Linked DNA regions of Mus musculus: all the other regions are linked to region 1. A link is a loop called in an ENCODE intact Hi-C map of the cell type or tissue named here. Cell type or tissue: heart. All regions are shown on one strand.

Region 1 (8,000 bases):
TATTTGAATGTTTGGTTACTCCCCAGTTTGTGGAACAGTTTGGGGAGGATTAAGAGGTGTGGCCTTTGGCTGGAGAGATGGCTCAGTGGTTAAGAGCACTGACTGCTCTTCCAGAGGTCCTGAGTTCAATTCCTAGCAACCACATGATAGCTCACAACCATCTGTAATGAGATCTGATGCCCTCTTCCCTTGTGTCTGAAGACAGTTATAGTGTACTTAAATAAAACAATAAATAAATCTTAAAAAAAAAAGAGGCAAAGAGGTGTGGCCTTGTTGGAGGAGGTGTGTCATTGGGAATTGGCCTTTGGGCTTTCAAAAACCCTCAAGGTTTCAGTTAGCAGTTTGAGCCTAGTATTTGTGGATTAGATATAAGGTCCAGTACCATGTCTGCCTACCTGTTGCCAGGCTCCCCATCATGGCGGTCACAGCCGCTAACCCTCTGAAACCATAAGCCCCCTTTTTCTCTAAGTTCCTCCCTTGGTCACAGTGTCTCATCATAGCAACAGAAAGTAATTAAGGAAATAGTAAATACAATTTTTTTAAAGAAACAATCTGAAAACAGTTCAGAGAAAAATTATCCAACCAAAAGTGGTGAATGATCAAGTTGTTTCTAACATAAAATTATCTTTTTTAAAAAATGGGAATGAAAAGCCATCTAGTTCCTGTTTTCTTTCTCTTTTAAAAACTTATTACTTATATGTGTGTGTGTGTATATATATATATGTGTGTGTGTGTGTGTGTGTGTGCTTACATGAGTTTATATGTGCCACATATGGGCAGGTGCAAGAGGGTGTTAGATCCTTGGAATTCAGTTAACCAACTGCCTGTGGGTGCTGGGGATCAAACCCAGGCCCTCTACAGGAGCAATTCACATCCTTAAGTTTTTAACTACTGAGCTGTATCTCCAGCCCCATTTTCCGTCTTTTCATTTTCAGATGTCAACAAAGGACACCGGAGGATGAGCACTCTATTCCTCCTGTGCTAACTGCTATGTGGCTATTTCCCTTTGCTTTATAATTTAATCAGCTCCGGTCAAGCTTTCCCTGAAAGCCTGTTTCCTGAAGCACTCACATCATTACTTAAGTGGCTGATTCACACACACTCTCTCTTTCTTTTTGGTTTTTGAGACAGGGTTTTTCTGTGTGCCCTGGTTGTCCTGGAACTCGATTTGCAGACCAGGCTGGCCTCAGACTCACAGAGATCCATCTGCCTCTGCTTCCTGAGTGCTGGGACTAAAGGTGTGTGCCACCACATCTAGCTTTATAGTGTTTTCTATATTTGTCCATTAGCCTTTATCTCAACAGGTTCATGTCAAGAGTAAAAGTGACAAAATCCACAGTTTCCTGCTATATTCGTTTATCCCAAGCAGACAGGGAACTACAGAAGAGTCTGTTACTAAACTTCACTATGGAAAGCCACTGAGGGTTTATCCTGAATGTCAGTGTGTAAGGAGATACAGCCTTCTGTGTTTACAAAGCACAGCAGGGCGACTCACTTTCCAATCCCTGCCAGTTGCAGAGAGCTGTTTCTTCACTTCTCAACGCACCCTACTTGCTCACACTCAAAAACAAACCCCACAAAACCTCGGTATAGTTTTTACTTGAAGGGTTTTCCTTTTGCACCCAAAACTTCCTGGGTTGGTTTTTCCCCTTGGGGCCACAGAAACCCATGACCCCGTTTATGCTTCCAGTCTATCCGTTCACCACTGTTCACACAGTGGTACGTGGTTCTTGTGGTGTTGTTTTTGATTCATTCTTTTTTTGGAGTCAGCCTAGATTGGTCTTGAACACATGACAATCTCTTGCTTCAGTCACCAAGTGCTGGGGTTATAACCATGATTTAATCATGCCTTGTATGAATTCTAGAATTTACGTTCACCTTAGTTTCTAACCATAGCCAAGCAATTAGATATTGGAAGATGTGAAACAGGTCTTGAGACAATGCAACAGGTTGTTCAGAGAACCAGTTTAGGGAAGCCTAAACCTCCAGAGGCAGGAGCTGGGTAAATGATGGTTACATCCCACAAAGGGAGGCACTTAGGAATATTCCATATTGTACAGCAGAGATTAAGGTCAACAGAATGTAAAACTGGAATATATTTCATCTGCATTTTATGGTGACAAATAGTCCATCAAAACACACAGCTTCTAGCTGAAGGTGCTGGCCACACCCTGAGTTCTAACAGTTCCAGCACTCAGGAGGCAGAGACAGGTAGACAGCCTGGTCTACACATCAAGTTCTGGGTCAGCCAGAGCTACACTGTATGACCCTGTCTCCAAAATAAAACAAACGCTTCGAAGTTTTCTCTCTCTATATAAAGAGGTTGCAAAAGTCACAGTGTAGCTACAACAGGCCTGAAGCAATGGTTTCTTTTCCTCCTCTGGCTTCTCACTTTCTTCCTTTTTGAAGCAGGGTCTCCTATAACTAAGGCTGGTCTTGAACTCTATGAAACTCTGAGGATGACCTGAATTCTGGATCCCCCTGCTTCCATCTCCCAAGTACTGGGATCACAGGCATTCAACACCAAGTCCACCGAAACAACGAATTCTGATATCATATGGTGTCCTCAACACAATCAAGTAATTGTGAACAGCTTCACCATAATAAAGCGTTAACCTCAGCAATGCCAAAGATAATTTTGCCGGGAGTCGGTTCAAAACCAAAGTACCTCATGCATCTCACACACCTCCTATTTCTCATCTCGCTGGAAAGAGAACTTGAGATGTTAATGCTCCAAAGGCCAACAAAGTGTTAAGATGGGGTCCGTCTTTAATTTCTCTTTCCCCACCTCTCCACTACTCCAGCCCTATAAGAAGCCACAAGTGAGGAAGAAAAGTTGTGAAAACAAGACGGATGTGTGTGTGGTGGGGTGGGATGGGGTACATTATCCCCCACATACAAGGTCACTTGCTTGGAGTCACTTTCTCCTGCTCCCACCCTGGGCTTCCCGCCAAAGTCGCTCCTAGGCAGGCTAGGAGGCCAGCTTGCTGCACTCCCTCAGCCTCTGCGTGGGGACTGCAGCCCCCTTCTGGCCTCCCGGCCTTCAGGACCCTAATTTCAAATGGGAACTCTTCTCGCAGTAGCCAGGTCCCGGGGCTCCTCCACCTCCATCCTCCCCCCCGCCCCCCCCCCCCCCCAGGCTCCATCAACGTCCCCTTTCTCCCTCAGGGTGCCCCTGTGCCTGCCTCCCGTTCGCGGTCCCTCCCGGGGGCCCGGCACACAGTTCCTTTCCTGCCCCTTCTCGTAGCCCTTCTTCCCCGGTGCCCACCTGACGCCCCTGCCAAAGCCTGGCTCCTTAGAGCCACGGCCTCCTCCCAGCCCCGCCCCTGCTCCCGGGCGGATACAGTTTGAAGCCTCTCAGGATATCCCTGGCCCGCTCGTCCTTGGCTGACATGATGCGGCGCCTGCCGCCCGCGGCCCTCCCACGCTGGCTCCGCGGGGCCTCGCAGACGGTACCCAGGAACCGAGGACAGCCGCAGCCCGGCCGGACACCTCAGGTGAACAGCGGTGGCGGCCAGACCCGAACCGGCCTCTCCCTCCCCTCAGCTCCCGCTCCTGATCCCTTCTCCTTCCCTCTAGTCGTGGAGCTCCCGCCTTGAAACCAATGACAAGCCAGCCTTGGCGATTGGCATCTTGAGTAGCCAATAGCAACGCTCAGCGGCTTCGCTCGGGGACGGAGAGCGTCAGTGGGAAAGGCCCTCTTGGAGAGTCCCGGAGGACAGAATTTTCTTTCGTGTTGTTGCCTAGAGTTTGTCCCAGAGGAGCGATGGCTTGAAATCTTCAGAGGCGTTTGAGATGCCTGCTCTTGTTGCCGGGCACACTAGTGGTCTGAGACTATGGCAGGCTGCACTGTACAAGGTGGCAGAAACTACATTTCCCAGCATCCCAGAGAGCACAGGCGATCCCAGCGCACCATTAGAGGCCAGGGACTACAAGTCCCAGCATACTATGCGCTCCATCTTTTTAACTTGGGTTCCAGTGTGCCGAGCAGTGTGCACATATTTGAAATCCTCCTATGGGGTTGGTTTCTGAATCCTGTTACTTGAAACCCAGCAGGAAGGTCTTCTTTTACCCCGGAGACGTGACAACCCACCGACAGTTAACTTCTGTTTACATGGAACTCAGGAGTCTGCAAACCATGGTAAGACTGCAAACCACCAACAAAACCACATATTAAGCCACGAGAGATAACAGAACAAAATGACCTCCTCAAATAGTGTTAGTTTATTAGTCTGGAGTTCATTTTTACTTGTTTTGCAGGGTTTATGTTATATTTCTGCTTTGGACTGGGTGAGCTAAAGATTGTTTATACTCAATGTTAGTACAGGAAGACTTAAAAGATTTTGCCAATCCAATCTCTTTATCTTTTGTTTTTAAATATGAGGAAATAGAGACCCGGTGAGGCAGAGACTGGCCAGAGAGCACAGCAAATTGACACAGTTAAAATCTGGCTTTACATCTACTGACCTGTCATCTAGTATCTACACTACACTAGGGAGGTAATATTTTTAGAAGCATGGCAATGTGATTGTTTTTCTCCTTAATGAACAGTTTCTGAACTAGTGTTGAAACACCCAGAAAATAGGAAAGCATTTATTTCATGGATTTCCTGAAAGGAGCTGGTGTGACAGTCCTTTATCCTCAGACTAGATAGGTCTTGCTATTTTTATTTGCTTTTTTGACATTCAAGTTGACATTTAATGATTGTTTTTCCCCCAGAAAGTAGATAAAGTTGGTTTAACCCTCTGTTTCCTTGGAGACGCCTGTGTCCTTCCTCTGGCCTTCTTTCCTGTTCTTGTTCCCACTCCACCCATTTGATCACCCACCCATTTTGTTTGTTTTTCTTCCAAGTAACTCAACAAACCTTGTTTTGGTTTTTGGTTTTGGTTGGGTACTGAATTAAGTAAAAGATAGGCCACTGTTATTCAGAAGATACATAACTGATTAGGGAGATAAGGAGATTCAAGATGGAGTTGACAAGTGGCATAAAAGAAAAGATATCAGAATGCCACAGAGGATTACTTGTTGGCCTTTTAGTCAAGATCAAGTGGAGAATGCCTTAGAGGTTCTGGTGACGTGCCTTTAACAGCTGGCAAAACTTCATGGTGGAAATGACATTTGAACTTAAAGCAGTGGTTCTCAAACTGTGGGTCAAAAATCCCTTTGGCAAACCGCTATCTCCAAAAATGTTTACATTATGATCCATACAGTAGAAACATTACAGTTCTGAAGTAGCAATGAAAATTATTTTAGGGATGGGGGTCACCACAGCATGAGGAATTGGTTTTTTGTTGTTTTTTTTTTGGGGGGGGGGGGAGACAGGGTTTTTCTCTGTGTAGTCCTGGCTGTCCTGGAACTCACTCTGTAGACCAGGCTGGCCTCGAACTCAGAAATCCGCCTGCCTCTGCCTCCCGAGTGCTGGGCTTAAAGGTGTGCGCCACCACGCCCGGCATGAGGAACTGTATTAAAGGGTCTCTGCGTTAGGAAGGCTGAGAACCTCTTACTCAGAGGTTGAGGATTTTCCCCTCATGTTAATTTTTTTTTTTAATCCTGAATTATCTTTGTTAATGAGATGTGCCATACATTGGGTGAGAGAAGATATACACACCCATAAGTATCACCCAAATCAAGAAGCAGAGCCTTCCCAGCAGCTACCACGTATGCCCTTTTCCACCATAATACATCCGCATATCTGCAGGCAATCAACTTGTTTCCTGGCTTTATGGCTATGTGGATATTTTATGTGTATTTGAATTTGTATGTGGATTTCACTTATACGTGATTATGCAGTATGTGCGGCATATAGCTGACATGTGTTTGTAGCATTTTTTCCAATGGCAAGTTGTATGTATAGTCACAGTTCATCTCTGAGAGAGTTGATGGGGATCTGAGTTTTATCTTATGAGATATGTTATGAATTGGGTTGGGTATTCTTCCTCTTTCTCTTTTTCTTTCTTTCTTTTTTCTTTTTTGGTTTTTAAAGACAGGGTTTCTCTGTGTAGCCCTGGCTGTCCTGGAACTCACTCTGTAGACCAAGCTGGCCTCGGACTCAGAAATCCGCCTGCCTCTGCCTCCCAAGTGCTGGGATTAAAGGCGTGCGCCCGGCTGAACTGGGCATTCTTGTATGCTTCCTTTGTGGACACTTTGCGCAGATTTTAGGAAAAGAGTTGTTAGCCTTGTAGAACATATGCATGGTCAGTGATAGTAGATAGTGCTAGTTTTTCAAAGTGATCATGGAACTGAGGCTTTTGCCTGCTGTGTTGGAAAGTTCTAGTTGTTGCTCATTCTTGTTAACCCTGCATATTTATCATAAGTCTTTATAATTTTAGTCATTCTGGCTAAACACGGTATTTCGTTAAAGTATGCATTTCTATTTTTCTGATGCTGTCCACCTTAACCTTGAATGGTCTTTGTGTCAATGTGACTTTTTAAGGCTTTTGCCTACTTTTTGAAATTAGGCATTTGTCTTCCTACTGATTTGTAATTTTTTTTTTTGGTTTTTCTGAGACAGGGTTTCTCTGTGTAGCCCTGACTGTCCTGGAACTCAGAAATCCGCCTGCCTCTGCCTCTGGAGTGCTGGGATTAAAGGCGTGCGCCACCACGCCCGGCTGTAATTATTTTTAAAAATTTTATTTATTTTATATATGTGACTACACTGTCAATGTCTTCAGACATACCAGAAGAGGGCATTGGATTTCATTACAGATGGTTGTGAGCCACCATGTAGTTGCTGGGAATTGAACTCAGGACCTTTGGAAGAATAGTCAGTGCTCTTAACCACTGAGCCATCATCTCTCCAGTCCCCTGATTTGCAGTTCTTTATGTAGTCTTACTGATTCCTTTTTCTGACACATACTTTGCAAATATCTTTTCCAAGGGTGTGGTAGGTCTTCATCTCCTACTTGTGTCTTTTGATATGTAAATTAATCTATTTGTTGTATCTGTGTTAGGAATTGAACCCAGAACCTTTCCTATGGCTGACTAGGCAAGAGCTTTACCACACCACTACTCCCATCCCCAGTACAGATTAAAAAAAGTTTAGATTTATTTATTTAATTTTATGTGCATGAATGTTAAGCTTGCATGTGAGTATGTGCATCTTATGTGTGCTTGGTTTTCTTGGATGTCAGAAGAATACCATGTCTGATACCTTGGAATTGGAGTTATGGAGGGTTGTAAACTGCTATGTGTGTGCTGGGAACTGAACCCAGGTGTTCTACTTAACTGCTGCACCATCTTTCTAGTTCCATTTTATTTTTTAAAAATTTATTTTTTTTAGGTTTTTTTTTTTTTTTTTTTGAGACAGAGTTTCCCTGTGTAGCCTTGGCTGTTCTGGAACTCACTCTGCAGACTAGGCTGGCCTTGAACTCATATCTGTCTGTCTCTGCCTCCTGAGTGCTGGATTCAAAGGTGAGCACCACTACTGTCTGGCCAGAAATGATTAATTTCAATGTACTATAATAGTCTTAAAAAACCCTTCATCTGCCGGACGTGGTGCTGCACGCCTTCAATCCCAGCACTCGGGAGTCAGAGGCAGGAGGATTTCTGAGTTCGAGGCCAGCCTGGTCTACAAAGTGAGTTCCAGGACAGCCAGAGCTATACAGAGAAACCCTGTCTCGAAAAACAAAACAAAACAAAAAACATCGTCTTTGCCTTCAGAGAGCCTGGATTACAACATTGCCATTTACTGACTTAGACTGTTAGCCTTAGTTGTTAGCATACTCGGAAAATGATAATATTTTATACAGGTCATAGTTTTATAAGAACCTGACAAAATAAATATGGACAACGGTCACATAGAATAGTTCACTAAGTAGTGTTGCCATTAGGCTTATTGTTTTTCGGAACCCCAGGGGAGCCGCTGTTGCCTGAGGGCACACTTGTAGGGAAAGTTCAGCCAAAGGGGTGGGTTTTTGGCCCAGGATAGTGATGGTGACGGCTACTACTTGGACCCTAGAATCACCAAGGGCACACTCCTCTCCTCAAGCCTCATGTTTTAC
Region 2 (8,000 bases), 81 kb before region 1:
CCTGTCCCTAGCCCTGGAGACAAGTTCCCTGTGTTATCTCTGTAGTCATTATCTTTCTAGCTGCTCCTGCTCAGGGAATCACATGCTGTTCAGGCCTAGGACTCAAAGGACTACTGGATTCTTCCTGACTTCCCAACATCTGCATTCTCAGAGGCAGGCTGCCTGAGTTTCCAAAGAACCCCAGAGAGACTCCCGAAGCCAAGGTGGAGGCTGGGCTCTGGTCCTAGCTGTGCAGGCAGTTCAGGGTGATGATAGTTAATGTGTAACTTTTCCATTCTGAAAGAGCCAAGCTTGCTGGGAAGGACAAGTTCTGAGCCTGGGTGTGAGATGCAAATGTAGCCTCCTATGTAAATCGTGTGGGTTTCTTTTCTGACAAGGTTCAGCCACGCCCAGATGTCCAAACAAGTGCTTAATGGCCAGATACCAGAGTGTCCTCAGTAGTGGGCTAAGCACAGGGCACTGACCTTCAGGGGACATGTCTTCTCTTTCTTAAGTTCAGGCCGGTTCCCTGCGCAATGAAATTGACATGGGCTCCATGGCATCCTTGCCTGAGAGAAATACTTTCAGTCTGGGGTGTAGCTGGTTCTGTGGATAGGGTAGCTTGCGGGTAGCACCCTCTCTAATGAGAACAGCACAGATTCAGGCAGATGTTAAATACTAAGTCTATAGGGTTCTTATTTATTTATTGTAGAAAATTTATTTATTTATTGCAGGAAATACCCTGGAGTGGGAGGGAGCCAAGCTTAGGACTTTGCATCAAAGATGTTAGACAGGGTTACACCAGCACTGGGCCAGGCAGGCAGGCAGCTGGGCCACTGAGGCCCTGGGGAGCCCCAGATGTTGTCTCTTTCAGCTCACTGCTTTCTAAAGGGTTAGTAGGAACACCAGAGGGGTTGAGAGGAGGAGCAAGGGGCTCCCCTGGGGTTTACTGTGGAACAGTCAGGGAAGGCCAGGCCATCTGTTCCCCAGGCTTCAGGAGCAAACTGGGCCAGGCAAGGGGCTCCCAAGTACCAGCTAGCAACACCACCTTTGTCCTGTGCTTACAGAGGTAGCTACTTCCCACGTAGATGGAGGAAGAGATGGCCTCAGAGCTCCTCTGCAGAGGAACCTCATTAGAAGTCTGGGAGTGTATATGAACAGATGGGGAGCAGGTTCCATGGCAGATGGGGCAAAGAGGGTACCCAAGACACTACAACCCTGAACTACCAAAAAGGTCCCCGTCTCAGTCCACCACTGTTGGGTATCCACACTGCCTGTGGATAGTTCTCAGAACCCGCAGTGGAGAAGGCAGGTTGTAAGGGACCCCTTCAGGCAGGGCTGGTGATGTTGGGCTCTGCTCCACCCCTCTACCATCCCCACTCAAGGGCACCTGACTCTAACCTCCATGTTGTCTGATGCTTGTTGTCAACCTGCAGCCACCCAGATCCCTCTTGTGTTGAGTAATAGAGGTGCCTCTCACTTGTCTCAGTAACTTCTCTCATAGCCACCCCATAAAGGTGATGTCAGCCATAATCTCTCCATTGCTCTCCATTCTTAGGACACCTGGCCTTTTTTTTTTTTTGAAATGGTGTTTGGGATAGAAAATCCAGGGCCTTGCACATGCTAGGCAAGCCCTCTACCTGGGTCCTGTTTTGTTTTGTTTTGTTTTGTTTTGTTTTGTTTTGTTTTGAGACTGGGTCTCATGTTGTCCAAGCTGACCTCATACTATGTAGCTGAAGATGACCTTAAACTTCTGATTATCTTGCCACCACCTCCCAAATGCTGAGACTATATAGACCTGTTCTACAGGTCCAGATTATGTGGTACTAGGGAGTCAAACTCAGACCTGCATTTAAACACTTTACTAACTAAGCTGTATCTCCGGGTCTCTACCTAGGACTTTTGAGACAGGATCTTAGTGATTCCTTCAATCATCTTAATGGCAGTACAAGGCCAAAGAACCAAGGGTGAGCTCCTCAGAGCTTCAGGAATCTGGGGGTCCCAGCCTCATTGAATTTCTCTCCCTGATCACATTTAGAGGTGCTTGCTGCATGTTCTTTGTGATGCCAAGGCTCCCAAGAAAGTCACCCTTCTCAGGCCTGGTTCTTGCTAGGTATCCTCATTCAGAGTCTCGTATGTAGGGGCTGACAACAGATGGGTTCCTGTTTCCACACACCCCTCTTCCACTCCTCTGACTGAAGGGGACAGAGGGCTCCCCCAGGTGGCCAAATATGCCAAGGCTGGAAGCTGGAGAGAACTTGCTTCAGACTTCTGGCCCCTTCACTCCCCTAAGTACCTGGGCTTACCCAGAGCAGCTTGGATATTAGGAAGTCAAGTCTGTGTTTGTTGTCTGCATGGAGCAAAGGAGACAGCAACCCAGGAACTGTACATCGTTCTCAGCTCGGGAAACTGCTGCTAGTCCCAGAGCTGCAGGAATCGGTCTTATATGTGGCTATGGGTCACAGGACACAGAGACATGAGCATGGGAAGCACAGGGCAGAGCCCAGTGAGAATGGCCACGTTCAACCCAAGGCTCTCATCCTTCATTCTTATGTTTTTGGGGATTAAACCCCAGGTCTCACACATACTAGGCAAATACATTTCCACTGCACTGTATCTCTAGACCTTTTTAATGACTGTAGAGACAGGGTCTTGAATTAGTGATCCTTGTATAGTCCAGTTTTGAATCAGTGATCCTTCTGACTCAGACTCCCAAGTACCTAGGATTACTGGCCTGTACTAGCTCTAGGCTCAGCTCTTTTCCTTCCTTCCTTCCTTCCTTCCTTCCTTCCTTCCTTCCTTCCTTCCTTCCTTCCTTCTTCTATTTATTTATTTATTTTTATTCACGCTATTTTCTAGGCTGACCTGGCCTGGAATTCACTTTGTAACCCAGGCTGACCTTGAACTCCAGATCCTCTTACCTCAGCCTCCCAAGTGCTGGGATCAGAGGCATGTACCACCCACCACACCTGGCTCGACTTCCAGGAGACATGCACTCTGGTTTCTCCAACTAGCAAGTGAGGCAGCAGATAAAAGCAGTTGAACTCCTTGTCTAAGAACTCCCAGAACCTGGCTCAGGCTTCCCTTCACGGCAGCTTACTATCAATCACGGGCAAACAGACTAAACAACCAGGAGACTGGGCAGATGTCTAAACTCACAAATAAGGGCATATGCCTTGAACTCCCTATCCTGGGAGCATGTCCAGCAGGTGCCCAGGAGGAATAGAGTGTGAACAATGACAGGCCAGTCACATCTAACACATGGTACCTATGGACTGTGAGGGTAAGGGAGAAAGCCAGCCTCCGTCTGTCACCAGCAGGGGGCGGGCAAGAAGATTTAGGACTTAGGTGTTGGTCTTCCTAGACCCCCTAGAACCAATGGCAATCTATTGGATCTGTTCCAGTGACAGGCTTGCAGGCCTCATTCAGCTTCCTGGCAGGGCAGGCAGGCCTCAGCATTCTCAGACTCAGGTTCCTGCCTGGTAACAGGCTCAGAGGCTGGGGACAGACACATGGATGCTGGCTTGATCACACACAGCTCCACCCACACGAACATCTTCTGAAGGCGGAATCTGCTGCTGCCATCTGTTCCGTGCAGACACAGTTGAACACTTGGCCTCCTGTGCACGGGGAACAGTTCACACAAGTACATATGTGCACAAGTGTGCCTGTGTCACACACACACACACACACACACACACACACACACACACACACACACTAAAGGGGATCTTGGTGAAAAGGGAGGTGAAAAGCCATGCTGATCCAAGAGCCTGTAGGGCCACAGCTCTGGAATCTCCCTCCTCTAGAGTGGCAGACTGCCAGGTAACCTCCTACCTTCCCTACCCTGAGGCTGTCTTCTGAACTCAGTCTGAAGATTGCTAAGGCCTGCAATGCCCAAAATGACCACCAGGGGGCGGTTGAGCATTGAAAAAATCCGGCCAGTTCAGCCTCCATCCAAAAACCTTACTCCACTAGACATGTCTAAAAGCGCACTAACCCCAATGTTGTGACAGAGAAGGAAGGTGGAGGAGGAAAGATGGCTAGGAGGCTGAGGGAAGCACATACGTACAGACTGGAGACATTGACAGACTCGAGACCTTCATTTTAGGTATTTTGAAATAGTCTTTTTTAGTCCATCCTGGCTTCAAGGATCCTGGTCCTCCGATCTCTGCCATCTAAATGCTTGGATCACAGGAGTGCACCTCAGCGCACAGTTCAGAGCATTTTATTAGAGAAGGGACAAGATATAGTTTTCATTTCATCCTGGCTACAGTGTGTGTTAGGTAATGTTGGTGCTCAAGACATGGTTCAATAATAATCCCGTGGCACCTGGGAGGAGAGAGCCTTGAGAAGCTAGGGGAGGCAAACTGGAGGGACGTGGGGGGGGGGGGGGGGGGAAGACGGGCATTTCTGCCAGAGCTTAGAGGCGGAAGGAGAGCGGAGAGCGCTGCGGGTGGGGTAGGGGCGTGATGTGTGCAGCGTCTAGACCTGTCATCCGGGCACCCTGGAAAGAGCCCCTTCCCTCTGCCCCACCACTTAACCTAGAGGGCATGGAAATGGTGTGAGGAGCCCAAACCCCGGCTTCCTTCTGTTAGGGTTGAGGGGCTCAGGGATTATTCATGGGACTTGGCTTAGTTCTTACTGGCACCCTCTCCCTCTGAGATAGGTCAGGCGCTGAGGCCCACCCTGGCTGGCTGGCTGGCTGCTGGGCTCTGGCTCCTCGCATGCGTCTGGGCTCTGGTAACCTATGCATACTTGAGCACATTGCAGGCTTTCCCTTTAACAAAGATCCCTCCTCAGGATCCCACTTAATCTTCACAGCAGCCTGGAACACAACCCCACATCTCACTCACAGCTGAGGAACCACAGCCTTAAGGGGCTTGTGTGTGGCTAGACAGGCATACACATCTTATGCATGGAGTAGCCCTGGGGTTTAAAAAGAGCCTATTTGCTCTTACCCTCTTGCTCCCTCCCTCCCCATTCCCTTCCCCCCTCAGCACGTGGTCACGGCAAGCCTCTACTATTCTACTCTCTCCTCTGCCTCTACTAGCCTTTTAACTCCCCTCCGATGACCTGAATAAACTCTATTCTATACCAAAAAAAAAAAAAAAAAAGGCGTATTTTTTACAAATATTTACACACACACACCCACTATAGAGACCATGTTTAGAGGACAATTTCTGAGTTCTCTAACTTCATTATATGAGTGAGTCCTGGGGATCTAACTCACCAATTTGAGTCTCCCTGGCCTTCTCTTTCTTCAAGGAGTTTTGGTATAAAGTTCCTCCCCGACCGACCTCCACCCCTGCACCATCAGGCCCTTGGTGGCCAGCTGTGGAGAAACTGCCTGCCTCTAGTGGATTATGATCCCTGTACAAGAGGACTCTAGAGGACTGGTCACCAAGCCTGCAAGGTACCCTGACCTGAGTCCAGTTTTAGGTTCCTACCGGGAAGGGGGGGATGGTGTACGGGGAGAAGAGGGGAACCAGCAAGACCGGGCCCTGGGGCTCTTGAAGGATGGGGGTGGAATGGGACGTGCCTGGGCAGACGAAGTGGGGACAAAGAGGGCCCCAGCACACCTGGCGGCCTGCAGCCCGCGCCCGCCAACCCAGATTCAAAGTGGAGTAGAGGCTGTGATTGGTGGCCGGGCCCAGAGCCCCACCCCTCTCACCTCTTAAGCATCTGGGAAAGGGGAACCTTGTTGAGAAAGGCCCCTCCTCATGTTCTTAACCACTCTGCGGTGGCCTGGCTAGTAAAGGAACCTGGTTCGCTCTCCCTCGTGCCTCAAGCCTGGCTGGGGTTCTGGGGGTAGAGCTCCATCACTACTCTCGGACTTACAGGGCCATCCAGTCAGACTTCCCTGACTTGACTTTCAGACTATGGCCTCCTCCACTTCCTTGTCTTACCCTGGCCCCCACTCTTTGAGTGATCCCTGTTCTCTGGCCCTTCTCCCAGTACAGCCACCACCCTCGGGACAGCTTCCCGGGATCCGGTCTCTTCACGCGTGCACCCTGTCACTACAGTGGCCGTCGAGCTTCTCCAGGAGGCGGTGTCTGGAACTCGCTACACGGTCCTGACACCCCCTTCCTGCAGCAGGGAGGAGGGCGGGTAGTTTGGTACATAGCTCTCCGGGTACCGCAGGGATGCAAGCCCAACGCCTGTGTAGGCGCCCTCGCGGGTGCAGATGGCCGCCTACGGAGCAGGTCCGCACAGGGGGGCCCGGGGGCGGGGGAGTTGCTAGGAGCTCAGATTTCGGCTTCGAGGGGCGGGGCTGGTGCCGAGGCCGCAACCAATCCCGTCTCGGCCCGGACTCCCCACCAGCCGCCAATCACCGTTCGGCCAACCTTCTGCCCGCCGTGTCCTTTGTTCCCGCTGGCCCGGTGGCAGCCGCGGGTCTCCGGCCGTAGGACTTCCGCCCGCGCGGACCAGGCCATGTGCCGCGTAGCTGGGCCCGCTAGGGGGCCTCCTGGTCTCGCCGTCAGGTGGCCTGTTCGTGTCCTTGCACACAGTCTCATCTGCCCTGAGTGGTTCCGGAGGGTCCGGACAAAGCGTTTTGGAAGGCGGGCTTTAGTTTGGGGCGGGGAGGTAGGGTGGCGGCGGCACGGAGGAGCACGGGACCTGGGCAGAGGTCCAGCTCTGGCTCCACCTTTCCTTCCTCGCCCTCAGCTGCGCTGCCTATGCTGGCGGGGTTTTCCCATGCACAGCTCTCATATCCATCCGCCTGCGAACTCCTGGCCGTCTTTGGTGTGCATCCTGTGACGTTCCTGGAAGTCGCAGGTGCCTCTCGCAGGTCCTCTTTTGTCAGAGAGTCTAGGATATCCTTAACTGTGACCCACTCGGTTACCTTGACCTGGGGATCACAGATCAAGGCAGGGCCAACCCACCGTGGAGTCTCAGGCTTTCCAAACTTCAACAGCATCTCTAACACGGCACTGGCGGCCTTGGTTCCTCCTGAGACTTGGTTCCTCTCTCTCTGACTAAATTGGAGCCACCGTTTTCTTATCTGCAAAATGGGGTCGATTACAGTGTTGTCACCTTTATTGCTTTTTTTGGTTTTGAAGACAGGGTTTCTGTGTATAGCCCTGGCTGTCCTGGAACTCGCTCTGTAGACCAGGCTGGCCACGAACCCCACCTGCCTCTGCCTCTGGGTGCTGGGATTAAAGGTGTGCACTGTTTGCCTCCACACATCTTTTGACCAGGCGGACTCCTGTCCTCTGCTGAACAGCTCGTGTTCCTCCGGCTCCAAAACCTGGGCGTTGACAACGGGCTCTCTGCCATATAGCTCTGCCTGCCTTTCCTGTAGACGGGTAGAATTACTTTTGTTGAAGCCTTTACTAGGGGTCTAAGGGAGCAGCAGGTCATCTCCACGTGTCCCCTTACAAAGATGTGGGGCATTGAGCACAGTCAGGACAACAGACCCGGCGGCAGTTTGGCTCTGCAAACATGCTCTGCAAACAGGCATAAGGGCGAGTGATACATGCTTCTTGCCTATAGCCGCCTTTTTGACTTTGCTTTGGTTCCTTGCCCTCCCTGGTTCCTATGGTGTCCCAGATGGATTAATATCACCAAATTGAAGGAAAACTTAGGACCAAGAACAACAGGAGCTGCCTCCCTCCCTCTCAAGGATTCCCCAGGGCTCTAGCTTCTAAGTCATCTTGGGGGGTGGAATTGGAGGAGCCAGTTGGGAAGCATTGCAGGGAGGAGCAGGGAGGGCAGAGAGATTGACAAAAGAGGCCAGCTGCTGTTTGTACACAAGCCCTAAGTTGATAATGAGTGAAGGGGTGGGGGAAGGGACAGGGTGATGGCTTGGCTGGGGCCTCTGCCAGCTCAAGAGGCTGTCCAGAGTATGACTGGCCCACTGCTGGCCCTCCCGCTCTGGCCAGTGCATAAATCTGCCCACAACACAGTGCTAGAAGCCTGGGGCTGGGTGGTGGGTAATGAGTATCTGTAGCCAGAGTGCTGAGACCTGAAATCAACCACCAAGAGGAAGGAAGGAGGAGGACCCAGCACAGGGTCCT
Region 3 (8,000 bases), 120 kb after region 1:
GATTAAAAGAGACCACTCAGAATCTAAAGAGATGCATAAGACAGAGATGGAAGAGAGATAAAACACAATGCCTAGAGAGGATAAAAATGAAAGTTCTTTCTTTTGAGACTAGTTCTCATTGAGCCCAGGCTGGGCTCAAAACCCACATTTAAAGTATAGAATGAGAAAAAAAAAGTGGAGCATTAAGAAACACTAAAAAGCTAATAATAAGAGACTGTCTAAAAGGAACAATATACTGAAGAAATTAGGAGAGAATTGGGTTCAGTGGGTAGAAAGTACTTGCTGTGCAAGCCAGACCACCCGAGTTTTATTCTGGGAACCCGTGTAAAAAGCTGAGTGTACATCTGTCATCCTAGTATCCCTGTGGTGAGATGGGAGCATCCGCCAGCTTCCAGGCCAGCTAAGCTAGAATATGAAGCATCGTTTAGAAATAAGAAGAACTCTTGTCTTAAAAAGGTGGAGGGAGAGAACCGAGAACCAACTCCTGAAACTTTCTCTCTCTCTATCTCTCTCTCTCTCTCTCTCTCTCTCTCACACACACACACACACACACACACACACACAGAGTGTGTGCATACACACAATTTAAAAAAATGGTAAGTTGACAGTTAAAATAATTAGAAAGACAGAAATCATATTTATTTCTTCATTTTCTTTTACGGTATTATGTGTACAGATGGGTATTTTGCCTGCGTGTATGTCAGCACTATATGCATGTAGTACCCATAGATGTCAGAAGAGGGCGTAAGATCCACGTGGTGCTGGAGCTACAGACCGTTGTGAGCCAGCCCACAAGTGCTGAGAACTTGGGTCCTCTGGAACAGCAGCCAATGCTCTTAACTGCTGAGCCATCTCTCTAGCAAGATCAAAAATTTAAACGGGGCCTATAAGGTAAAAAAAGAACACAATGGTAAAACAATGAGACCCAAGGATTAAAATTTTAAAAGGAAAAGAGAAACTAAATACTAGAAAGAAAGAAAGAAAGAAAGGAAGGAAGAAAGAAAGAAAGAATGAAAGAAAGAAAGGAAGAAAGAAAGAAAGAAGCCAAGCATTTATATATAGTAAAACAAGAACAAAACCAGAATACAGAGCATGGCTTCCAGTTGGAAGCAGTGGTCTGGGTGGGTGTAGGTGCGTCGAGGAAGAGGCTGGGCCAGGTAGTGAGACCTTGAGACATCCTTATTGCTTGTCCACAGCTCGTTGCCCATGCACCCAGTCCACCTATGCGGTCTTTATGATCTGAAGTCTCCCCAGAGCCCTCCAGGCCAGCTAGCATAACTTTACTTTGCTTCTTGGAATGGTTTCAGTTCTCACCTATTTCACACCCTCCCCAGATCCTTTACCTCCTGTGTGATGAGATTAGCACACAGCAGTTAGGTCAAGCTGCTGAATGAACTGGTCCTGCCTTATCTCCCTGGAGTTCCTGTGGCGTTTGGTTTGGTCGCTGCACTCTTTCACCCACTTACTCCCACGAATGTGTATGTACACGCTGCCTCTGTCGCCTGGGTTTATCTTTGAGATTACAACACTTTTTTTTTTTTAATTGATCCCAGGTTGCTTAGTAACTGCTCTCTTCCCTGTCTCTGATGCCAATGGAATTGAATGGATGGAAAAAGACAACTTCTGGGACCAGCTGATGGCAGAATGTGTAAAGATGTGGTGATAGGGAACGTGCAGTTATCGACCACTCCTTAATGCCTGCTGTTGTGACTGGGTGGGTATTAACACGGAATCCTGAGCAGAGGCAATGGTGGTCAATAATCAAGATTAACCTACCCTGGAAATCTCTAGGACAACAGCGGCTCCTTCTAAGTCCTTAACTCATCAGTGAAATGGGGTTTAAGAGCAAGGTCACAGACTGCAGGTTTATGTCCTTCCAAATTCATATTCTGAAAACTGGTCCAAGGTAATAGGAGCTGGAGCTTTGGAAGGTGATTGCAACACAAGGGTGAAGACATCAAGAATGGGATTGGTATTTTTATGAGAATGTAGAAAGCCAACTGGTTCTTTTCCTGTCTGATCAGGACAAGGCAGGAAATAGGAAGTCGGTCCCGACCAGACAATCTGCCAACACTTTAACCTTAGAGTTCACAACTTCAGGAATTGTGTACATTTCTGTTGTTTAAGGTTCCCAGCTTATGGTTGTTACAGCAGACAAGACCAAGGTGTAGACACAAGGCCTCCTAAAATCAAACTGGTGTGCTTCTGGAGGCTGGAGGCTCTTTTCATATCCCAGCAGGGCATGGGAGTTGTGGTTCTGTTCATATGCTGGGTATTTGGAGACATTTCTCAAAGCACTTTGCATCATTAATGGACTGTCAATCACCCAGAAACCAAACATAGATTAGGCTTACCATGTTGAAGGGTAGAGCTAATTAGGCCTTCCCGTTTCTTATGACACCACTGACATCCAACAGAAACCCAACCAAATGGGGCCTAATGAATCACCTGACCCTTCTTCAGAATACACTCTAAGGTATATGCTAGACAGAATTCACCGACTCATGCGTTTGGGCCTTCTCTTCTCTAGATCATGAGGTGGCTTTATACCTTTTATTCACAAAACAAGTGATATGGCTTACTTTTATCAAACCATCACTACTTACTGGTCCTGGTTTGCTGTATTATATCTAGGCCTTTGCTATAAAATGAATGTCTGTCCTTCCCCACCTCCCCAACACCTAAAGAGACAGTATCGGGAGGCAGAGTTATTGATTGATGATTAAGTCATGGGCATCTAGTCTCCATGAATGGAACAGTCTCCTTGTAATAGATTCTAGAGTCCGTATTTGTATTTTCTGTCTTTCGGGAATATGGCGAGCAGATTCCTGATGATCAGTCAGGAAGTGGCTCACATCAGACACTGACAAGGGTCTGTGACTTAATTTTGGCTTTCCCAGCCTCTGCTCACAGACCACTCAGTCTCTGGTATTTCGTTTCTGCAGTGAGAATAGATTAAGATAGCTCTCTTGACTATATCGTTCCTGTATTCTTCAGCCACACATTTAAAACCGTTTACTTGGTTTACTTTCATAGACAGCTGGTTAAACCAATTGTGAAAAGACTCACAGTTTTTCACAGGAAATCATTATTTCTAAATCCTTTGGAAGAGCTTAAGGGCACCCTTGTTCTAGGAGGATTATACATGGACCAGAAAGGCATGTGGAGCAAGGCTCTTAGCCCCCATCCACTACAAAGTGTGCTGTGGACTTCCTTCAGCTCACATGAGGAAGACAGGCTCACTAGACTTAGGAGTCATGGTAGTACATGCACTCAGCCTTCACACCAGATGTTCAGTCAAAATGTGGTCTTAGACACTAATGATCTTGACTCTCCTTCCTTTGTCCTTGCCATTCTATTCTTGAGTTTATTTTTGGTTTTCTTAGCTCACCTCCCATTTCTGCCCCCCACCCATACCCCATTTGTTTGTTTGTTTGTTTTTCCAATCCTTTGTTCTTTGTCTCTACTGGATTTCCCCATCCCTGTTTCCACTATCCTGCTTACTAGTCACAGAATCCCCAAACCTCTGCCATTTATTCTCTGCAGTTAGAACAGGCAAGGTTTGCTTACACGCAAGTTTGTCTAAGGGTTCTGAAAGGATCTGAGGAGGAGCGAGAAAAAATAAAATAAAATAAGAATCCGCAGGCTCATTCCTTAAGCAAGCATGGAAGTTATACCAAGGTGGGGCTTCTTAAAGCAGGAAGAAATCCAGAAGTTTCCCATATCTTCTTTTCTTGACGCTACATGGAGAAAAACGAAGCTGCCTCCTTCACACGTAGACAGCTGGTTAAACCAATCATGAAAAGACTCACAGTCCAATGAAGTGCACTCCACTCCCTACTTTGACATTGTAGTATTGAATTTTGATTATTCTACTGGCATCACTGAACACATGATCTCCACAACAGTTGGCAGCTGTGACCAGCTCCTCACTAACTTTTTTTGTTTGTTTGTTTCCTTTTCATACTTCCCAGGACGCTCTTTGGGTTTCCTTCTCTGTGGTTCAGAGTCCTCATGTTTTCAATTTTTGATCCATTTGCCTATCAGGCCATGCTGCCTTCCTGCAGCCTTAACACCACATTGCAGGTATTCCATGGCTTGACCCACTTTCTCTCCCCCTCCACTTGGTTGAGGTTTCTTTGCTCTTCTCTTCTTTTGCCTAGGCTAGCCTTTCTCGCACAGGCTTTATAGCTTCCTTCGCTCATCTGAGCTAGCTGGACACTGTCACCTCTCTGGTTACCAGCCTGCGCGTGCCAACAATGCACCTAGTCCTGTACAGGTGTCCAGTGAAGGAGTGATGGGCCAATGCTTGGATGAATAAAGACTTGGTAACTAGGAAGGTGGTGGCGTTGGTGCTGAGAGCATCCAAAAGTCAGGTGGAACCTGCAACGTGACAACGGCTGGGTGGTGGGTTTAGGATCCAGATAGCGCGAGAGGGACCCCAGTCAGAAAGGCTGCTGTCGCTAAGGCGGGAGCCGCCCACGCGGGATGAGCCTCGTACCGCCCCTCATTCAATCCCGTGGTCCTGCAGCGACCACCGCCTCCACCGCCCACTAGCCCCGCGCTTCGCTCTTGGCTCAACCCGGCCACCGTCGCTCTCGGAACGCTCGCTCGTGACCCGGAAGCGCATTCTCCCTAGCAACTGCGGGTCTGCGGCGCCGCCGGCCTCCCGGGAGCGACGGTGAGGCTCCTGCCCCCTCCCCCTGCGCACGCCCCGGCCGTCCGGCCTGGCCTTCCCTCCGCGCCGCGTTTCGCGGCCGGGACCGTGCGTCCTAGCCTCACGGGGCGCCCGACCGCGGCGCCTCTGGTCGCCTTCCGCCGGCCCCGACCCGGCCTCAGGCTCCTCACGCCCCGTGGGCCCTAACTTTTTATATTTCAGTTCAGTGCGAGAGGAGGGAGAGGGGACTGGAGTCGGTGTCTGGGAAGCCGCGACTTTCCGAGGCTTGGGGCACCTGGGGACGTGTTCTCTCGTGGGTCCTGATGGAGGCTGATAGGCTTGTGGTGCCTCCGGAGTGATGAGCGGCAGCGCTTGCTGATCACCCGAGCTTTCCAAAGTGATATAGACTTTATCAGGTGTCTATACGCTTTGAACCGAGCATTTATTTCCCCGGGAGTTAGCTTTGCAGTTAGGAATGAGCTGTGGACAGTATATTGTATTTTAGCTGTTGTGGTGTCCAGTTTTATACAGAAGGGACGTCCTGGGACCTGACTAATCTTGGGAAAGATTGCAAGTAAAATTTACTCCGTTAAATAGGGCCAGGTGTAAATATATCTCTGATTTACACTTCAAAAGATAACAGTGGCACCGAAAACCTCTTTTGAGTTTGGACAAGTGACACCAAAAAGACCTTAGACATTGCTGTTCTTAATAGAATGATGGCGTGAAAACATAGCTGTGAACAATTTGCAGAATTATTTAGGAATAAAATTCAGGAGCCTTTTGAGATTCATCATTGAAAATGGTATCATTTAGTTTCAGTACTAAGCACCTGTAGTGTTAATGCACTTGAAATAAGTTTTAGAAGACATACGAGGTTGTACACATTCCACCATTGGGAAAACAAGAAGATGACATATGATTAAATACAATCTATGTGGTAGGTATTCAGTGCTGTGTAGTAGGTTAGGGGGTGGGACTTTTAGGAACATAGTTGATTTGCCTCTAAAGGATAGATACACTATGTATTGGAGGGAACTGAGCGAATGAAATAATTTTGTAAATAATATTCTTTAGGGCTTGGGAAACGTTTTCACGTGGTTTAGTTCTTATTTAAAAAATTAAAGTCACTCTGATCCTGATCCATTTCTTTAAGAACACACCATGTTCTTACCCCGTCTAGATCTTTTGCTTCTGCAGTCAGTCTTATTTTTATGTAAAACACAACAGTTTAAGCAGAGTTACTGTTTAATACGTGAGACTTAAGAGTCTTGTGGAAATTTTGCTCTTTGACTGATATTCTTTATTTTTGAGTGTTTAATGTGTAGCAGGCGCTGTGTCAGGAGACAGCAAAAACAATGGTTACTCAGCAACCAATTACTATGTTTTATCTATGGTATGACCCCCCAACCCTGTGTGTGTGTGTGTGTGTGTGTGTGTGTGTGTGTGTGTGTGTGTAGCTTATCCGTCTTTGATGCTCTGCTTGACTTAAGCTGTAGGAAGACCTTAGCAGTCCTTCAGCAGGTGCTGTGCTTGGCTGTGGAGTTAAGAATGAATTCAGATGTGACTTCTGTCTTTAGCAGACAATATAGCTGCAGTTGTGATATGTTAAGGGAAGTCACAAATGCAGCATATGAATGGAGAGATTCGGGATGCGTGGGAAAGGAAGTGCTCCAGTCTCACTGAAGATAGCAGGGCAGAGACCCTGTGCTGGCAGAGTGGCTGGAGAGGACCAGGGACAGAAGGTACAGCTTTAGAGAGGGAGCTGGGGCCACATGGAACAATCTGGTAGGACAGAGGGCTGGAGCAGTGGCGTGGGTCCAGATTCTGCTGGACCCTGTAGGCAAGCTGAATTTTTCTTTGTGCTTTGAATAAAGAGAAGCCTCTATGGAAGGTTCTACTTAGGGACTTAGGCTGTGTGTTGGGTTGGGATGACATAGTGTGTTTGTGTCTGAATAGCATGCTTTGTGTTTCTACCACTGGTTAGCCTTTGTATTGTTTTCCCATTCCTTGTTCTTCAACTTGCTCCCTATATTTTGTAAATTTTAATAAAAAAACCACTAAATTTACATCTATTTGTGTGTGTGTGTGCGTGTGCGTGTGCGTGTGCGTGTGTGTGTGTGTGTGTGTGTGTGTGTAGGCTTGTGGGGGTCTCTCCTGCTACCAGGTGGGTCTCTGGGGATTGAACTCAGGTGGTCAGACTTTGTGACAAATGCATTTTTTCCTGAGCCATCTCATTGCCTCTCATGCTTTATTATAATTTGAGAAGTCTCCATATCCCACTTGCAAGATGTACTCATTTTTCTTTTATTTGGGAAAAAAAAGAATTGGGGCTGAAGAGATGGCTCAACTTTTAAGGGCTAGACTCCTAACCAAAAATATAAAAGAGATCATTATGGCTAGTTGATTAGAAGTAATTTTAATCAGTACTACTGCTTGGAAACCAGTTTTTGTGACTTTTTTTTTAAACTCTTTTTTTTTTTAAAGTTGTAGTAAACCACATAATATAAAGCCTACTGTCAGGCTGGGGATTAGCTTAGTTGGTGAAGTGTTTGCAGCACACGAGGACCTGAGATCCATATCCCAAGCAGCCATGTAAAACCCACACCTGGTGTCATGTGCTTGTAATAGCTGTGCTCAGGAGACAGAAAGATCCTTGTGTTCTGTTGTGATCTGTGAACCCCAGGTCCCAGTGAGAGACTAGCTTAGAACAAAAGAAAACCAAGCAAAACAAAGCAGCCCCCGAGCCCTCCCAAATGAAAACCAAGGCAGACAGCTTCTGAGGGTAACCTAAGGTTGACTTGCTGGTTTCCAGGTGCATGCGTCCATCCACAGACACCTAATCACTTCCAAGTGTTTAGTTCAGTGGGGGTAACGTTTCAGTGAAGCGTAGCGTAGGTCTAGAGAAATCCGCTCTCTTCTCGCCTGCTCTTGGCAACCATCTTTCTGCTGTCTGTTGTCATAATTTTGGCCCCTTTGTTTAAGTGAGTGGACTTGTGCATTGCTCCTAACGTCCCTGTCTTCCATCACTCAGCTCAAAGCCATCAACTAATCTCTGGGCTTCATTCACACAGTTGGGGCAAAATAGTTTATATTTTTTTAAATCTTCTATTTGGTTTACCAGTAATAAATTTGGAAGCCCTGATGAATTAGGAAACGGTCCCTTTCCTTCAGTTTTTTGTTATACTTTGTATGCAGTTGATATTTCTTTTTCCTTACCTGTTATCAGTATTTATTACTGTTTCTATCTGGTTTGGAGTGTCCTCGTGGGAAGGTTTTTGTTGGACTAAAATCTGGATTCTTTAATGGAAAGTATTTATGATAGCTGTTTCTTTTCGAATGA

Evidence for each region. Peaks named below come from ENCODE experiments on the same cell type or tissue, not always from the same donor. Only the 100,000 strongest peaks of a DNase experiment are listed, where the experiment ranks them.
Region 2: it touches region 1 in a loop (2.4-fold over the local background); 2 of 42 quality-filtered maps call a loop at or near these places.
Region 3: a loop joins it to region 1, with 2.9 times the contacts of the local background. A loop is called at or near these places in 2 of 42 quality-filtered maps.

The regions. Positions count from the first base shown.
Region 1 is chr1:86,578,956-86,586,955 of GRCm38, forward strand. It overlaps Pde6d (phosphodiesterase 6D, cGMP-specific, rod, delta), which reads right to left and starts at 3,830. Exons shown (of 5, transcript NM_008801.3): 1 at 3,345-3,830. The coding sequence starts at 3,394. Cops7b (COP9 signalosome subunit 7B) reads left to right here and starts at 3,966. Exons shown (of 8, transcript NM_172974.3): 1 at 3,966-4,141. In heart, no CTCF peak of the experiment used is centred here; a DNase peak (open chromatin) is centred at 3,636; H3K4me3 peaks cover 2,337 bases; H3K27ac peaks cover 2,035 bases.
Region 2 is chr1:86,497,898-86,505,897 of GRCm38, forward strand. No RefSeq gene overlaps it. Among named protein-coding and RNA genes, the nearest start is that of Ptma, 25 kb to the right of the region's middle. In heart, CTCF peaks have their summits at 2,203 (motif pointing left), 3,271 (motif pointing right), 3,891 (motif pointing right) and 6,432; DNase peaks (open chromatin) are centred at 904, 3,874, 6,374, 7,764 and 5 weaker places; H3K4me3 peaks cover 3,194 bases; H3K27ac peaks cover 6,370 bases.
Region 3 is chr1:86,699,191-86,707,190 of GRCm38, forward strand. Dis3l2 (DIS3 like 3'-5' exoribonuclease 2) reads left to right here and starts at 4,614. Exons shown (of 21, transcript NM_153530.2): 1 at 4,614-4,681. In heart, a CTCF peak has its summit at 4,770; a DNase peak (open chromatin) is centred at 4,641; H3K4me3 peaks cover 1,769 bases; H3K27ac peaks cover 1,322 bases.